Regions from separate parts of the Homo sapiens genome. Here region 1 is linked to region 2. Evidence: chromatin contacts called from ENCODE POLR2A ChIA-PET data. All regions are on one chromosome and are shown on one strand. The core of a region is the stretch at or near the end of the contact, and the rest is flanking DNA. Distances in the headings are between cores, read along the strand shown.

Region 1 (6,073 bases), core at 1,219-3,718, 400 kb before region 2:
AGTAGCTGGGACTACAGACACAACCACCGAGCCTGGCTAATTTTTTTTTTCCTTTTGTAGAGACAGGGTCTCCCTACGTTGCCCAGGCTGGTCTCAAACTCCTGGGCTCAAGTGATTTCTCCTGTCTCAGCCTCCCAAAGTGCTGGGATTATAGGCATGAGCCACTATGTCCGGCCCACTGTATACTTTGTGCACTTTAAATGGGTGAACTGTATAAGATGTGAATTATATCTCAATATAGCTGTTTAAAAAAGAAAGAGAGGGATCAACACACTTCCCAATCATTGTTCTTACCTCTCCATGTTTTTAAATATATTGCATTTATCATCTCCAGTGGTCAGCTGGAAGGCCAAGGCCGCATGGTGGCTCTCCAGCACAGCAGTGTCATTGTACAAAATGGCCAGCTCACTTCCAGCATTACACAGGAAGGAGTTGGTTCTCCCAGGGTGATCCACATCATGAATGGTGGCTGCGATGAGTGCAGCGACCTCATCAATTGGATCTAAAGTTTCCTGAAAACAAGAGAGCTTTTAAAAACTGGGGTATGACACTGAAGGCAAGGAAGCCTTCTGTATAGTTTTCTTTCTCCCCTATTACTTTCAGGTAAGAATATTTCAGATTTCTAAGAAAAGCATACTACGTGAGCAAATCTAGTTTTCCTATCTCCACCCTGAAACAGTTATATTTCTGCATATTTGTTAGTCTCACACAAGTTAAGGACTTACCAAAATACAGGTGTTCTCAACAGATAGGAGTCACCTCCTCAGCCAGTCTTTCTCTAGACCCATCACCAAAAAAGTCCTTAGTCTGAGATATTGACTTAGACCAGCATAAACTAATATTAATAAAGGAGAGAAACAATTTTAAATAAAATTTAAAATAGGCACCACTTACATTAACTGGGAATTGATTTAGTTTTCTTCCCCCTTTTAGTGCTATCTTTGTCAGGTTGATGTCAGAGTTTTGTGAGTTTGACAAAATGATCTGGAAGTTTTCCATCTTTTTCAAGACTCTGAAAAGTTTTATGTAACATGGAAAAATTCCTTAAAGGGCTAAAGAATTCACCTGTCCATCTGGGTCAGGAGCCAACTTTTGAAGAAATTAAATAATAATTTAAAAATTACTAAAATTACTTCCATGTTATTGGCCTCTTTTGTTTTTTTTTTTTGTTTTTTTACTTCTTACATCAATTTAATTTAAAACATTCCATTAAAACTATTTTAAAGCTTTTGATTTAGTACATATGTGTGCAGTACTTCTATTTTCTGCTGTAAATTTGTATATTTTTGTGTCTTTATATCTTAACTAGTTTGGCTAGAACTTCACCTATTTTCTTGGTTATTTCCAAGAGCCACACTGGATTATCATTTTGCTTTTCCCATGTTTTTTTTCTTCCCTTTTAAAAGTAATTAAGGCATTTAAAACATAAACCTTTAACTATATAATTGGCTTCATTCTATAGGTTTTGACAGATAAGCTTCTCATTTTTGTTATTTTCTAACTAATGTCATTTTTGGTTTTATTTCTTTGTTGATTCCCAAATTATTCAGAATATTTTCTCATTTGTTGTAGCTGATATTTTAAATTTAACCATTAGTTATTCTATTTTGTTGTGTTGTGGTTAGAAAATATAGCCTATGAAGTTTAGAAGTTCAACACATTATGTCCCAGTATAAGATCATTTTTGGAAATACCCTACAGACTCTTGAGATGTATAGCTAATAAATCAGCCTTGCAAATTTATTTAAATTGATTTAAATTAAAATTCAATAATTTAAATTTTAAGTGCGCAAATAGTATGGTATGTGAATTACATTTCAATAAATGTTTTTTTTTTTTTGAGACGAGAGTCTTGCTCTGTCACCCAGGCTGCAATGCAATAGCATGATCTTGGCTCACTGCAACCTCCACCTCCTGGGTTCAAGTGATTCTCCTGCCTCAGCCTCTCAAGTAGCTGGATTATAGGCCTGCACCACCATGCCCAGCTAATTTTTCTATTTTTAGTAGAGATGGTGTTTCACCATGTTGGCTAGGCTGGTCTCGAATTCCTGATCCATCTGCCTTGGTATCCCAAAGTACTGGGATTACAGGTGTGAGCCACCATGACATTTCAATAAATGCTCTAATAAACTGTTTTCAGTTAGCTCTCTAAATATATATTTGTATGTTGTCTATAGAGTAGTTTAAAAGCAATACAGCAAAAATTGGGTTCTTTATATGCTGAGCCATATTGACACAGATGTCCCTCTGTTGTTACTTGTTTTCATAATTTAGAAAACAGTCCCCTTCTCTGGACACCCTATTTTACCTACAGTCTGATTTGATTTTTTCTGGAAAAAAACAAAAAACAAAAACAGAAATAAGAACCAGAGGGAGCACGGAAAGTTCTGAGAAGGTTTACCCTTCAAGGTGAGGAATGAACACTTGTTCACTCCCTGTGTGTGCCAGATGTCATCTTCTGCTTTGCTCTCTGCCAAATGCTAGTCCCGTGATACAGAGGAGGAAATGCAGCCAGGAGCCACTTGCCCTGGCCCTGCATGACTGCAGTCATCTTAGGCCCCAGTCAAGGGAGCAACAGGTCAAGGGCAGAAGCTTCAGAAACTAAAGTGGTTTGGCATGGCCCAAAAGTGGCCTGTGACTGGGACAAAGGAGAAGAAATGATGAGAGGAGCTCATTGTTGAGGTGAGTGTGGAGAGCTGTAGAGTTTAAAGTTTAAATCCTGAGGGAGGTGGGAAGCTGCTCCTGGGAATGACAATATCAGGTATGCTGTTTCAGAAAGATCACATTGGCAGTAGGGTAAGGGCATTCCATGGGAGGCAGGGCAGGCAAGAATTCTAGTTTGGAACTGCCCAGATGCGAAAGGATTGCGGGGGGCCTCACTGGGACAGCAGCAGGAGATGAATCTGAGAACATTTAGGTGTGACAGGAGGCAAGGTCAGATGATCAACCAGATGTGGGGGGTTGAGGAGTGGAAAGAACCAAGGATGACTCTCGGTTTCTAATCTGGGTATCCGGTTGGATAATGGAACCCTGGATTAGGTAGATAACCCTGGGTGGGAGCAGTGCTGGGAACAGAGATGATGAACCTGACCTTAGAGCCCTGCAGACTTTCATGTACAGATGGAGGCCCTAAAGTGGGGATATCCAACAGTTACTTGGCTCTACTAGTGTACAGGCTTGGAGTGAGACCCCCAGAAGAATAGCCCTATCCTGTCCTTGTTAGGTTTCTCCTCCGGGACCAAATTCTGCCTCTTGTACCCTCATGGAATAGCTGGGATTATGTCATGAATTAACACATCAATTTCCCAAAGCTAATGTGGCCTCCTGCCTGATTCCTCGTATGACCTTGCCCTTCCTGTGCCAGGCTGCACACGTGAGCAGTCATGCTATGTATCTTAGTGGAGGCAGAAGCACTAGACTCTCCCCACTGCTCCTGCCCATTAAATGTGGCAGGTAAACAACAGCTCACCTTTATCCTCTCCTTGGAGAGAAAATAGGCAGTGGCATGAAGCACATCAGCAGAATGTGTAGAATTGTGGTAGGGATTGGAGGAATGATAATTGGCTTCGATAATTTGTAACCATGATCTTAGCGTTGACTCGGAGCAGTGTAAGAATTCACAGATTCCAAAGCGAGCAAACATTTTGAGACCAAGATAAATCAAAGGCCTATAGACAGAAAAAACCCCACAATATTAGAACAAAGCAAACAAACAGGCCAAGTGTTTAAGGCCTGAATAGGTTCCAAGCCAAATTTCAGAGAGTGCAGGGCAGCAAAGTGGAGATTGCTTGGGCTGTGCTGGCCTCTCTCTGGTGGGGCCAACCAACTCTGGTTCCACTTCTTGCCCTCAGGGGACCATGATGCACGGGTGAGAGCTGGCTGCCCACAGCAGCTCTGACCTCAGCCTCGTTGGGGCTCCCGATTTGTTGGGGGGAGTTTGCTCATTCTGTCCTTCCAGGTTCAGCTTCCTACTTGCACTAGTGGGTTCCTCAAAATAACCCTTTCTCCAGGCTAAGCTTGTACCACCTTGAACACTATCCTCTCCTTTGGACTTGCTGGACCCATGCCATTGGCCAGACATCCTGCCTATAAGAAAACATTTCCTGAAAATGTCATATAAGCCAGACACTGCCGTATGCAATGGAATTTTCTCAACACCCACCTTTCTGGAGGTGGGCGTTAAAAGTATGAGGGGATTTCCCCTGAGGTTTCCAGCTGGCCACCAAGTTAGGTTCTTACTTGAGAAATCACCTTGACCCAGCATCTGGCCCTTGCCTGTGAAGGCCAAGAAACTGGCTGTGTTGAGGCAGTATCCAGAAGTGATCACAGGACTTAAACTGACCTGCCTTAGCCCAATTCACATGGATGTAATGTCACTAGCATGTAAACCAGATGCTCAAAGACTCATGTGCCCAGGGAGTATTCTTTTCAACTCTCCTTGGCTGTGCTGGGAGATAGGGAAGTAGAACGTATCAGAAGGTTAACTCAAGGGGAGCCTGAAAAAGTCAGGGAGTTATCTTGGGGACAGGTCACCCAGACTGAGATGAGACCTGAGGAGCCATCCCATGGCCCAACCGAGCACACCTCTGCCTAGACACCCTAGTGGGCAGTCCTGGCTGGAATCAGCTCTGTGGACCTCCCTTTCTTGTGTGCCCAGCCAACTACCACCTTTGGTTAACAGCTCTTCTCCCGCAAGGGAAAAAACTCAAGGCAAAACCCCATTCCTGCTCCCACTCTCTGTGATCACACCCAGATGAGGATGACTGGGGCTTTGGGTGTCCCTATGCCTATCACCAACAGAACAACCAAAAGCTGGGAGCAGCTCTTATCACATGTGTATGTGTTTCTAATAAATTTTGGTTCTAGGCTCTGAGCAGATCTCTTACAGCAATCTTAACATATTACCACCTACAGGAGAAATACCTTTATTTCACAGAAAAAAGTCCTGTGCTACTTGGAGAAGTCACTGGCTCAGTTGCATGCTTTCCATGAATGTGCCATCACTGTGGCCAGCAGACTCTCCCCCAGGCCCTGGTGACTCAGAGCCACCTGGTGCCCTGTTACTCCTTCCTTAGGGCCCCACCCTGACCAGGTACCAGGCTTGTGCACAATCCATACTCCTCAGGTAGCCTCCTCACACAGGCCCTGGGAATCTAGTTCTCCCGCTGCTGAGCTCTGCATGAACTCACCTATTGTGGGTGGCAGCCTCCAGTTCAAAAATATCAAAGTCCCAGTATTCCTCATTTTCCATGGCCCGAGCTATCCGTGGTGGGACATCATCAAGGGAGATGGGAGTGATTATATTGCTTGAAACCATTTGAGTGTCTGTAAAGTGATGTAATTTGGAGAACAAATAGGCTTTAAAGGATTAACTTTTTTTTTTTTTTTTGAGACGGAATCTCACTCTGTTGCCCAGGCTGGAGTGTTGTGGTACAGTCTCAGCTCACTGCAACCTCCGCCTCCCGGGTTCAAGTGATTCTCCTGCCTCAGCCTCCTGAGTAGTGGGATTACAGGCACCTGCCACCATGCCTGGCTAATTTTTTGTATTTTCAGTAGAGACAGGATTTTGCCATGTTGGCCAGGCTGGTCTTGAACTCCTGACCTTGTGATCTGCCCATCTCGGCGGTGTGAGCCACCGCTCCCGGCCAGGATTAACTGTTTCTTAGGGAGGACAGTACCGCCTCAGGGACAGCTGCTTTGTTTCTGAGGCTTTATGACATACCAAGAAACTTCTTAATGAGGTGAAAAATTATTTTCATCACTTAAGCTAGACTGCAGTATTATAGACAGTGATCTAAGAAATTAAAAAGGAAAAACTTACTTTTTGTTGAAAGAACATATTCATTCCCTGATAGTCTTCGCAAACCATCCTGATAAAAATCAAGGAAACAAGAAAAAGAAAAGTCACAACTATTCTTTCCTTCCTGGAAACTCCAGGTGGTCCTCCCACAGGACAACTCAGGGCAGCCCTCTCCACCAATGCACTCAAGGCTGCCCTGGGCCCAGCAGGTCCACCCCTGTGATTGACCACTGACCTCAGTCACTTACTGGAGAGCACAACAGGCTAATGCTG
Region 2 (5,373 bases), core at 2,836-5,335:
ACTATTTTGTTAAATCCTCAAATGACATAAATTCTTTTCTATTCCTACTTTACACACCAGAAAACTAGGGATTAAAAAATTGCTAACTGAGTTGGGCATGGTGGCATGCGCCTGCAGTCCCAGCTACTTGGGAGGCTGAGTGGGAGGATTGCTTGAGCAATCTAGGCTTCAGTGGTCTAGGCTTCAGTGAAGGGTGATCACATCACTGCACTCCAGCCTGGGTGACAGAGTGAGACTCTGTCTGTAGAAACATTAAATTAAATAAATTTTTTTGGAAAAAGAGTTAACTAATTGGTCCAAGATCAAACAGCTGGCAATTGATCTGTGATTCAAAGCCAAGTGGGTCTAACTTAACTTCTATACTAAGATGCTTCCTTCAGGGGGGCCAGCAGGCTCTCTGTAAAGGAAAATGCCAGACATAACACTGTGATTGACAGGGCCCAAAAGACTTATGTGTCAGAAAGATTGCCATCCCAGTCGGCAGAGAAAATAGCATGTCAGAGTCCCACATTTGGAAAATTGAATTCCTTAGGCTTTATATCAAGTCTGGGATCACCTGTCCTAAATATCTGAATTATTTTCATAAGAGACACCGAGCAGTATAAGAAACCTCATTAAGCCTTTGCAGATCCTCCTAGTTTATATCACTCTCCCCTGGTCCCGTTCCTTTCTCATGCATTCTTTTTTTTTTTAAGACAGAGTCTCACTCCATTGCTCAGGCTGGAATGCAATGGTGTGATCTTGGCTCACTGCAACCTCTGCCCCCCGGGATCAAGCGATTTTCCTGCCTCAGCCTCCGAGTAGCTGGGACTACAGGCACCTGCCACCATGCCTGGCTAAGTTTTGTATTTTTAGTAGAGACGGGGTTTCACCATGTTGGCCAGGCTGGTCTCAAACTCGACCTCAGGTGATCCATCTGCCTCGGCCTCCCAAAGTGCTGGGATTACAGACATGAGCCACCGTGCCTGGCCTAATTTTTAGTTTTAGTAGAGCAGAGGTCTCACTTTGTTGTCCAGGCTGGTCTTGAACTCCTGGGCCAAAGGGATCTTTCCCCCTTGGCTTCTCAAAGTGCTGGGATTACAGGCGTGAGCCACCGTGCCTGGCCTGACACCCTTTTTAAGCTCCCCACAAGCCTCCCCAACTGAACTGACTTTTGCCACATCTGAAACTCCACAGGACTTTACGCCTCTCTTAGGGCTCTTTTCTACACATTACAAGATTGATACTCATTTAAATAGTTGCTGGCGCTCACTTTTAGATTTGAATTCAACATTAATAGGCATAGGCCAAGGGTTCTACTAGCGAGAATTTAGACTAGAACCCATATTTAACATTTATTAACAAATACTTATTGAGTGTCTGCTACATGTCTGGTACTCTTATGGAAGCTGGAGATAAAGGGGTGGACAAGACAATGTCCCTGTCCTCATGGAGTTCACATGTATTTTCTTCCACAAGTCTTCCTAAATTGGATAAATTAGGAATTTTTTTTCAACTCAATAAGTGTGGGGTGCCTAGAGGCAGCAGTTTTTGGAGGTGACAAAAATACACACACACACACACACACACTTTTAAATTCAACAAGTATTTATTGGGTATAACATGTGCTAGGCTATGTGTTCACCACTAGGAATTTAACAGTGAGCCAGACACCAGTGGTTTCTTTTTCTTTCTCATAATAGCTTTATTGTGATATAATACACATACCATACAATTCACCAGTGTAAAGTGTACAATTTAATGGTTTTGAGTATATTCACATAGTTGTAGAACTAGCATCCCCTAAAAGAAACTCCATACCCATTAGCAGCCACTCCCCATTTTCCCCAACTCTCCCAGCCCTAGGCAACCACTGATTTCCATCTCTGTGGATTTGTCTATTCTAGATATTTCACCTAAATGGAATCATGCAATGCTTTGTCTTTTGTGACTGGATCCTTTCACTAAATCTGTTTCAAGGGTCATTCATGTTGTAGTATTTCCTTTTGTTGCCAGATTAATATTCCATTGTACCAGCGGAATTATTAGTACATTATTCCAATATACCACATTTATTTATCCCTTCATTAGTTGATAAACATTTCAGTTATTTCCACTTTTTAGCTATTATGAATAATGCTGCTGTGAACATTCATGTACAAGTTTTTGTGTGGACAAACGTTTTCAATTTTCTTGGGTATATACCTAGCAGTGGAATTGCTGGTTAATATGGTGATTCCATCTTTAACCTTTTTTTGTTTGTGTGTTTTGAGATAGGGTCTCACTTTGTCGCCCAGGTTGGAGTGCAGTGGCACGATCTCGGCTCACCGCAAACTCTGCCTCCTGGGTTCAAGCGATTCTCCTGCCTCAGCCTCCCCAGTAGCTGAGATTACAGGTGCCCACCACCACACCCGCCTAATTTTTGTATCTTTAGTAAAGACGGGTTTTCACCATGTTGGCCAGGCTAGTCTGGAACTCCTGACCTCAGGTGATCTGCCTGCCTCAGCCTCCCAAAGTGCTGGGATTACAGGCATGAGCCACTGCAGACGGCACATCTTTAACCTTTTGAGCAACTGCAGCTATTTCCCAAAGTGGCTGCACCATTTTACATTCCCACCAGCAGTATATGAGGGTTCCAATTTCTTCACATCTTCCCCTAAACTTATTATTATTTGTCTTTTTTATTACAGCCATCCTCCAATAAATTCAAGTTTTTATTTTGGAATGACTTTCCATTTAAAGAATTTCGAGGATACTACAAAGAGTTCCAGTATATCCTTCATTCATCTTTCCCTAATGGGAGAGAAGGATTATTTTGAAAAAAAAAAAAAAAAAAAAAAAAGAGAGAGAAATGATACCAAGTAATCCAGCTTTAGTCTTTGTTGACTGAAGTGCGTATTAGGAGCTTTGGCCAGTCAAAGCAAAAGGTAGCGAAAAGATAGTCACTTCAAGGTGTCCAAGTTAAGAAAACCAGGAGGTAGAATTCAAGGAGACCATGTCAAATCCTGTCAGCAAAGTCAAGGTCAGAAAGGAAGCCACTTCCTAACGACCCACACCACTGGTGGTCTCATCACGCTGTTGCACCATTTGGATGTTTTCTAATTCTCCCGGGCTGTTTTCTCTCCAATTGGACTGTAAACTCCTGGCAGGCTCAGGCAGTGCTCGGAAGGTCTCTCACACGGTCCAACCTTACGCGAAAAGCACTTATTGAAAGCACCTCGATGGCCGGGCGCGGTGGCTCACGACTGTAATCCCAGCACTTTGGGACGCCAAGGCGGGCGGATCACCTGAGCTCAAGAGTTCGAGACCAGCCTGGCCAACATAGTGAAACCCTGTCTCTACTAAAAATACAAAAATTAGCCAGGTTTGGTGGCGCGCGCCTGTAGTCCCAGCTACTTGGGAGCCTGAGGCAGGAGAATCGCCTGAACCCGCGAGGCGGAGGTTGCAGTGAGCTGAGATTGCGCCACTGCACTCCAGCCTGGGCGACACAGTGAGAAAGAAAGGAAAGAGAGAAAGAGAAAGAAAAAGAGAAAGAGACAGACAGACAGAAAGTAAGCAAGCAAGCAAGCAAGCACCTCAACAGAGACAGAGACGTAAAGAAAGAGAGACAGAGACAGAAAGAAAGAAAGCACCTCCTCAGCTTCCCATAGCGCAGGAGACTTGCTCGACCAGAGAACCTACGGTCAGACGACACATCCACTGCCACACCCATACCCAAGCCGGGACGCGGAACCGCTTCTACCCGCCCACACCGGAGAGGTTGCTCGCGATTGGCCGGGCGGGCACAGAGGCCCGCCTTCCGAAGGTGGCAGAGCAGCCTCCCCAACTAAGCCTGGGTCGCCGCCTCGGTGAAGGGCCGCGGGGCCGAGCGCGGGAAGTGGCGTCCAGTCGGTTTTTGGCAGGCGAGAGCCAGAGCGTGAGAACCCTCCCACGGCGAGGCCAAGCCCTGAGACTGGACTAGCAAGGTCGTGAGTCTCTCTGTCAGCTCTCCGCAGCGAAGGGGCGCGGGGGGCGGGGACCGTGCCCGACCGTGCCAGCTCCCGCCCCGGAAGCGGAAGTGCAAGCACTGCGGGGTCCTGTCCAGTGTGAGCCCGACCCGAGCTCCAGTAGTTCCGCCCGCTGGTCATCGCGCCCTTTCCCCTGCCGGTGTCCTGCTCGCCGTCCCCGCCATGCTGTCTCTAGACTTTTTGGACGATGTGCGGCGGATGAACAAGCGGCAGGTGAGCTTGTCCGTCCTCTTTTTCTCCTGGCTCTTCTTGTCCCTTCGAGGCTGCTGCTGCGGGGCCCGGCGGACCCCAGGGTTCTGGTGTGAGGGTCTGAGCTGGTCTGATACCCGGGTCATTCGCTTTCTTTGGAGACTGTGGCCAGAGGCCGCCTTGTCCGCCTCATTATTTTTAACCCCGAACTGATTCAGGGCCTACCGGGGGCGGGGCGGGAAGCGGTGTCTTCACGTTCCATTCCTCCCACTGAGGCAGGGGAGCAAATGGAAACCGTACGCGCTTGAAGTGGGAGTTGGGGTTGCTTATTGTTTTAGTCATTTTAAGGCGGCGGACTCTTGATTTCTCCAGTCGGAGCGACTCCAGGTGGTTTCGGGAGAGACGAGGTTTAGCCGGTTTCTGGGGCGCTCAGGAAGGCGATTGGAGGCCCCACAAAAACCGTTTTGCTGCTTTCAGCTCCTTGCAACCCTTTAGTAGAGCTGAACCGTAGCGGGCTGCACCGACTTTGACTTGGACCACTCTGGGCTCCGAGTTGGAACAGTTACACTACTTGCCCTTGCGTCCGCTTAGCACTAAGGCGGCAGCCCTCGGAATCTATGGTTTTACAGTCCAATATCAGTGCCACGGGGATCTGGAAATGTAGGTCTCCTGATTTTGTCCTTACACTTTACTTTGATCTTCTAGATCGTATGCCAAATAGTACTGAGAATATTGTTGTAATTATTTAGTCCTTAGAAAAGGTTGTTCTGTTTTATCTTTTGCGCCTAGTGTGTCTGTAGAGCCTAGTTTTGCTGCATCGGACTTTTTTTTTGTTTTAAACAGTATTTTACTGTTATGATTATCCTGATGTCACCATTAAGGATTTTTTTTCCTTGGACTTGCATTTTTTGTACTTATAACTGCCACTTAGGGAAGTAGATACACAACCTTTCCTTACTCCCCTTCAGGCCTTAGCTAGCTCAGTGTCAATTCTGTCAGTCAGAATTGAGCATTCTATAAAAATTGCGCAAACGTTACTTTATGTCTTTATGACAACACTTCAAATTTTTACTTGTATAGTGTTGTCTTTTTTTAATCCATATTTGGATTTCTAGATGCCACAGATATTTCTCTGAGGAAAGTATTTATTTTGAGTCTGATATTTATTGTACTCTATGCTAGGTACAATGAGAGAAAT

Evidence for each region. ChIA-PET counts read pairs that join two places held with the same protein, here RNA polymerase II (POLR2A).
Region 1: POLR2A ChIA-PET joins it to region 2 with 18 read pairs in A549. The contact joins the enhancer-like site here to the promoter of SEC11A in region 2. POLR2A ChIA-PET finds 5 or more read pairs at or near these places in 4 of 52 experiments (A549, A673, PC-9 and 1 more).

The regions. Positions count from the first base shown.
Region 1 is chr15:85,115,236-85,121,308 of GRCh38, reverse strand. PDE8A (phosphodiesterase 8A) reads right to left here. Exons shown (of 22, transcript NM_002605.3): 15 at 5,822-5,870; 16 at 5,190-5,325; 17 at 3,470-3,668; 18 at 295-512. Among named protein-coding and RNA genes, the nearest start is that of PDE8A, 140 kb to the right of the region's middle. RefSeq lists a cis regulatory region at 3,034 and an enhancer at 2,950-3,119. Within about 2 kb of position 2,468, at least 4 of the 41 ENCODE cell types and tissues checked have a DNase peak (open chromatin) inside an H3K27ac peak, as active enhancers do.
Region 2 is chr15:84,714,851-84,720,223 of GRCh38, reverse strand. SEC11A (SEC11 homolog A, signal peptidase complex subunit) reads left to right here and starts at 4,085. Exons shown (of 6, transcript NM_014300.4): 1 at 4,085-4,199. The coding sequence starts at 4,149. RefSeq lists enhancers at 2,737-3,300, 3,422-3,531, 3,552-3,671, 3,301-3,866, 4,342-4,411 and 1 more.